Linked DNA regions of Homo sapiens: region 1 is linked to region 2. The links are chromatin loops, found by intact Hi-C in ENCODE. Cell type or tissue: Caco-2. All regions are shown on one strand. Each heading gives the region's core, and the rest is flanking DNA. Links, peaks and the distances in the headings are about the cores only. Region 1 overlaps ZFAND3 (zinc finger AN1-type containing 3). Region 2 overlaps ZFAND3 (zinc finger AN1-type containing 3).

Region 1 (2,919 bases), core at 295-2,794, 76 kb after region 2:
CAACCTCCTGAGTAGCCAGAACTACAGGTGTGCGCCACTACCAGCTGATTTTTGTATTTTTAGTAGAGACAGAGTTTCACCATGTTGGTTGGCCAGGATGGTCTCAATCCCTTGACTTCGTGATCTGCCCGCCTCAGCGTCCCAAAGTGCTGGGATTACAGGCGTGAGTCACTGCGCCCAGCCTGCCATGACTTTCATTTAAGATTGTTCTATTTGATGGAGAGCTGTTCCCCCATGGCCCATTAGCTTCTCCTGCTTGATCTTTTGATGAGTTCATAGTCACTTGTTTCTGGTATCATGGTGTACCGCCAAAATCAGCTTCCAAGTTCCTGTGCACCAGAAATGGGAAGGGAAGATGGGCTGTGAGGAAGTGAAAAACCTAATCTCAGTCTTTAAAACATACCTTTGGGGTTTTGGGTACTCATCTCCTGAAGGGCATATGATAATTTTATTATGACTCCTGACTTCTGTGTGTTCTGCGGCTCTTTAAACTGTCTTCTAGTCAAAAATGTCTCCGCAGAAGCAGCTTCTGCGTTGCTATCCGGAGGACCAAAATCTGATTGGTAGATGATAAGAGTTGGCCCCAGGAAGATTTCTGATGCCGTATGTTTTTTGAGCATACTAAGGACAAAGACCTCAAAGCTCAGGTGCACTCCCAAGATGGTCAGCCTTCCTGATCAGCCATTCCAGATTTCCCAATCTTGTGTTCCCAGGAGGAGAGGGAGACTAATGCTTAGGAATTATACTGCCTGGCAGTTTGTGAACAACTGACTTTTTAAATGTTTATGATCTAGGACATGGCATCCTAGGAGTATTTCAAGCTAGATTCGTCTCCATATCAAATGAAGATGATGGCATTCTCCACAAAATTTTAATAATCAGCCTCTTGAACCTTGTTCTCTGTCCACACAATGGCTTTTCAACAGATGTGTTACTCCAAAATTATTTTAGGGTCATTGGGAACATTAAGAAAGGAAGGGAAAATTTCAGTCAAATGAGGTGGGAATTTTTTTTTAATGGGTAGCAAGGTGTTTTCTCAAAGTCTTTCATGGCACACAGAGTAAAATGTCAGGAGAAGATGAATCTAATCCCAGCATATACCCCGAAAGCAAAGCATGAGGAGAAACACAGAAAGTACCTGTAAAGCAGGTTTTTTTCAAGTCTCTTTTATCAGTTTTTCCAGTGAGAGTGTGGTATTTTTCGTGGACAAAGGTTTTACCAGCTAAAAGCTCCTTTTAAGTGGTCGAAGGAGAAACAGCAGTGATGTGTGAGGGTTCGTTAATTATTGCTCTTACTGATGTTTGCACAGGCTGTTGGGATCATAAATGTCAATCTGTCAAGAGACTGATAGGTTCTAAAAAAACTGATTGAGTACCTCAAGAGCTGTCATAGAGCCTGAGATTAAACAGATTCATCTTTCGTAGAAGTAAGGGACGGTGTGGGTGAAGGGAATAGCAGAAGGCTTTCTTCTCTTTGTTGCCGCATTGCTTCTCCCACTCTCCTATTCTGTATTGTGAGTGTTGGCTTGTACGGAGGCCTAAAAGCCTGTCTGCCTGAGATGTCAGGAAGCCACAGCCATGGTTAGTGCACGGGGTGTGTGCAGGCTGCCAGCTGCAGGGTGACAGGAGATTAAGAGAGATTGAGATTCAGCTTTGACAGGCATGACACAATTTATTTGGAAATTTTCAGGCGGGAACATGAGTAATAAAGACAAGAATGACAGTAAGGAACAAATGTGAATTTCTGCCAGAGACAAAACAGAATTTTAAAAGAAGTAGCTCTGTTTGTTGTCTCCAGTTAAGCTTTCCAGTTAAACTGTGTTCTTAAATTGAAAGTCTTAACACTACTTTCTGAGACTGGCTAGGAAAGTACAATTAGAAGAATTCCTCTCTTCAGAAGATTCCATGTCTTTAAAATTACTGTACAACCAGCCCACCATATCCATGGGTTCCACATCTGTGGATTCAACCAACCATAGACTGAAAATATTTGGGAAAAAATGGATGATTGTGTCGTACTGAACATGTAGTTTTTTTGTCATTATTCCCTAAATAATACAGTATAACAACTATTTACATAGTGTTTATATTGTATTAGGGATTATAAGTAATCTAGAGAAGATTAAAGTACAGTTGATGCTTGAACAACATGGGTTTCAACTGTGCAGGTCCACTATGCACAGATTTCCTTCTGCCTCTGCCATCCCAGAAACTGCAAGACCAGCCCCCCACTCCTCCTTCGTCTCCTCCTCAGCTAGTCAGCGTGAAGACAACAACGATGAAGACTTCGATGATCCACTTTCACTTAAGGAAGAGAAATTGTGTTTTCTCTTCCATATGGTTTTCTTAATTTTTTTTTCCTGTAGCTTACTTTATTGTAAAAATACAGTATGTAATACATAAAACATGCAAAATATGTGTTAATTGTCTGTGTGTTATCAGTGAGACTTCTGGTCAGCAGGAGGCTATTACTAGCTAAATTTTGAGGGAGTCAGAAGTTATATGAAAATTTTCAGCTGTAACAGGGGTCAGCGCCCCAAACCCCATGTTGTTCAAGGGTCAGCTGTATACGGGAGGATGTATGTAGCTTATATGCAAATACTTTGCCATTTTATATAAGGGACTTGAGCATCTATGGAATTTGGTATCCTTGGGGGGTCCTGGAACCAATCTCCCTTGGATACCGAGAGACGGACTGTGCAGTACTTGTCTCTCTGTCGAAAATTAAGCGCAGTTACTTTCAAACCAAGAAAGCTAAATAGGCAAAATCCTTCTTCTTAAGATTTTCCTTCCTTATTTAATCACATTATGATTCTTGATCAGACTTTCCTTTGACTAGATCTGATGTGATATCTTTCTCATTCTATTAAACATTGGCAGAGAAAGCAGGGGTCTGGTGAGTACCAAGAGTTGTGAACGT
Region 2 (2,919 bases), core at 120-2,619:
CAGGAATAGGCTGGAAAATATTAATCCAGCTTTTCCAATCTTCATTATTTTTTTAAAAAAGGAAATTTTGCCTTTCTCTGTGTAAATCAAGTTGAAATGTTTCTCTAGCTAGAGTTGATGTCATTGCACCAGCCACTTGTTTGACCTAGTTAATAGAACTTATATTTATTGCAACCTTCCCCTCGTCACCTCATTTTAAGACAGGGGTTCACAAGGAATGGCCTGCAGGCTGCTTTAACCAGGTAATTAGAACAGCATGTGTGTGACAGCTAGTAGTTTAAAGCAGTAATTCAGCTGTGTCTGAAAAGATTATTCACCTTTCCATTTACTCATTTCTCTATTTGTACTGAATTTTACATGCCAATCCACAGTTTTCTATGTCAGTGCCTATAATTGACTGTACTTGTTACATAATTAGCAACTGTGCCTTGAATTGAAACTCCTTCTATCTTTTGTTTTACTGATAGCCAAGAAGCAGGTAGATTTTCATGTTCTCTCTGAAAGCTTTCAGGGATAGCTCAGTCAGTCAGTCAATCACAGGGTATCTCTATGACAACTCTTGTGACATTTATTTAATGGCACTTGGCAAAATAATTAAAATTAATAGCTTATTTAAACAAGCAGAGTTAAAGCTTTGTTTAAAAGGGTACTTACTGTTTCAAAATAAATTTTATTTTACAAATGACTTAAAATTCTAGAATTTAAAAAGACTTCTAATGAAAAAATATTTTCTAGCTTGTGCATTGATTTTCTAACCTTTTGTCCATTTAGGGATCTGAAAAAAAGTGGTAGTACAATGTTGGGCTTCTTAAACAGTGATTTCCTCAGCTTTTTAAGAAAAGCCTATTATGTTTTACATTCAGTTTCATCTTTTGTGTGAACTTAAATGTGCCAGATTGCATCTACAGTGTTTTTATTTAGTGGGGCAAACTAGTCTCTTCCTTTTCTCTTTGTATGAAGCTTTTACCTTCTCCACCTCTACTCCAACCCATGCAAGAAATGGAGATGTTAAAATGCAAGAAAATAATGCAGAATAAGAAAGGATAAAGTCCATTGGGGTTGGCCTAATATACTGTTGCTAAACCTGCTTTACTGAAAAGCCGCCTGATATATTATACTGGGATGTATCACCCTTTGATAGTTATTTTATTAGGAAAAAAGTATTTGCATTTCCAGTTCAAGATATAAGGAGCATCTAAGAAAGAACTACTGCAAAGCCAGCAGAGGGAGCACATCATGTGTTTGCTGGCTTGTCTTGAAAAATATGCAGTATCTTTTGAAAGATTCTTGACCAATGTAACTAAAAATAAACAAGATCATTTTTTCCAGTGTGGCTTCAAAATTAATATTTTAAAAAGGGGAAGAAAAAAAGATTCTTTGTCAAAAGCTGATAATGGATCTTCTCCCCAAATAGGGACTTCTAGGCATTTTAAAAAGTTGATCTAGACAAAAGAGGAATTAAGTTGAGTCCTCAGCAGGAATTGTAGCTTGTTCATTGAATGGTATTTATTTTCCCATAGGCCTTTTTGATTAATACTTCAAATTTGACTTTTAATTTGATACATACAATTGTTCTCATACCACTTCCCAAAAAGGGTTTTATTTTTATTTTTATTTTTTCTAAGTATGGAAATAGCAGCACATAAGAAGGTTCCTATTACATGTATAGGATTGTTGATGGTTGTCTTGCTTCTAATTTGTGCTGTTAAATAGTCACAGTTTACTGGAAATTTAAGTTTTTACACTTCCTGGGCCTAGTGTAAAGTTGATTTCCTGTTGAGCTTTCGGGGTTCATAAATATAGGCCTGCTTTTCTTTCTTGGTGGCTTTTTTGATGCATGGGATTATGGAAGTTTTATACATGCATTAAAGTTCTTTTTCCTTGGTGAACTATAGCTGAAGTGTGTAACTCGAGAGCAGTAAGAAATACTTAAAAGTATTTTGCTTAAGAAAATATCTTCACATGTGACATCCCGAATCTTCTATTATGTTTCTTTACTTTGCAGTCTCATTTTCAAAATATATTATCATAGCCAAGGCATTTTTCTCTAAACTTCTTTTTAACAAAGGGTTCCCTCCTTATGCTGCTCTAATTTTGCTTATTCAGGACGTGTCTCACGGTTTCTAAGCAACCAAGATAATACATATATAATAATTGTGTATTTTAGCTTTGAAAGTCTTAAAAATAATCCTCAAAAAGGGAGAGAGGGTGATTTGTTTTCTTAGGTACCCATGTTCTGAGTTATCAATATTGTTTATATTTAGACACTGACGAAATAGTAAACTTAGGTTGCTTAATTAGCATATGGGAGATCCTCATTAATGTAATTCTCTTATTGTACTTAATACAAATTCCTGCCTTTTCTTTTTCTGTAATATGAACTGTTGTGTAAGCAGTATTGAGTCATTCAAGAACTCAGCAAACACCACTAATCTAGGAAAGGTGCAGATTCTATCTCATATCCATGTTTTAATTTTCTAGAAATTGTTTAGGGTGGGAATTTCTAGAATGCTGGTGTGTGGAGCTTGGTTGACCTTCTAGGTGAAAAGGCCATTTAGTTAAAATTATTTAAAGCAAAACATTTAAAGTCTCTGGAAATTGTCCTAAGGGCACACAGCAAATGGAGAAATACTTTCAATAAAGTCTACTAAATCTCAGTAAGAACTGGAGACCTTGTGGCATTTGAGCCACAACCAGCTTCCATCCATTACCTCTCCCAGCTCCATGTTATGGAAAGTCTCCTCCAGGAGAGTGCAGCCAAGAATTCAGGGTCCCCTCTCTCCCAGACTCTTGAGTCTGTTCTCCCTGGCTAAAGACAGGACAGAATAATATATTCCCTGAAATGTGATAGCAGTTTCCAAGCACCACATATTTTCATTAGTAAAGGGTGAAAATCTAACTGGCTAAGGAAGCTTAAGC

What was found. Hi-C counts contacts between places; a loop is a spot of excess contacts. Peaks named below come from ENCODE experiments on the same cell type or tissue, not always from the same donor. Only the 100,000 strongest peaks of a DNase experiment are listed, where the experiment ranks them.
Region 1: a loop joins it to region 2, with 2.1 times the contacts of the local background. A loop is called at or near these places in 1 of 110 quality-filtered maps.

What each region holds. Positions count from the first base shown.
Region 1 is chr6:38,109,299-38,112,217 of GRCh38, forward strand. All of the region lies in intron 4 of ZFAND3 (zinc finger AN1-type containing 3), which reads left to right. Among named protein-coding and RNA genes, the nearest start is that of ZFAND3, 290 kb to the left of the region's middle. In Caco-2, for the core only: no CTCF peak of the experiment used is centred there; a DNase peak (open chromatin) is centred at 1,273.
Region 2 is chr6:38,033,282-38,036,200 of GRCh38, forward strand. The region is part of intron 2 of ZFAND3 (zinc finger AN1-type containing 3); the gene reads left to right. Among named protein-coding and RNA genes, the nearest start is that of ZFAND3, 220 kb to the left of the region's middle. In Caco-2, for the core only: a CTCF peak has its summit at 1,247 (motif pointing right); no DNase peak of the experiment used is centred there.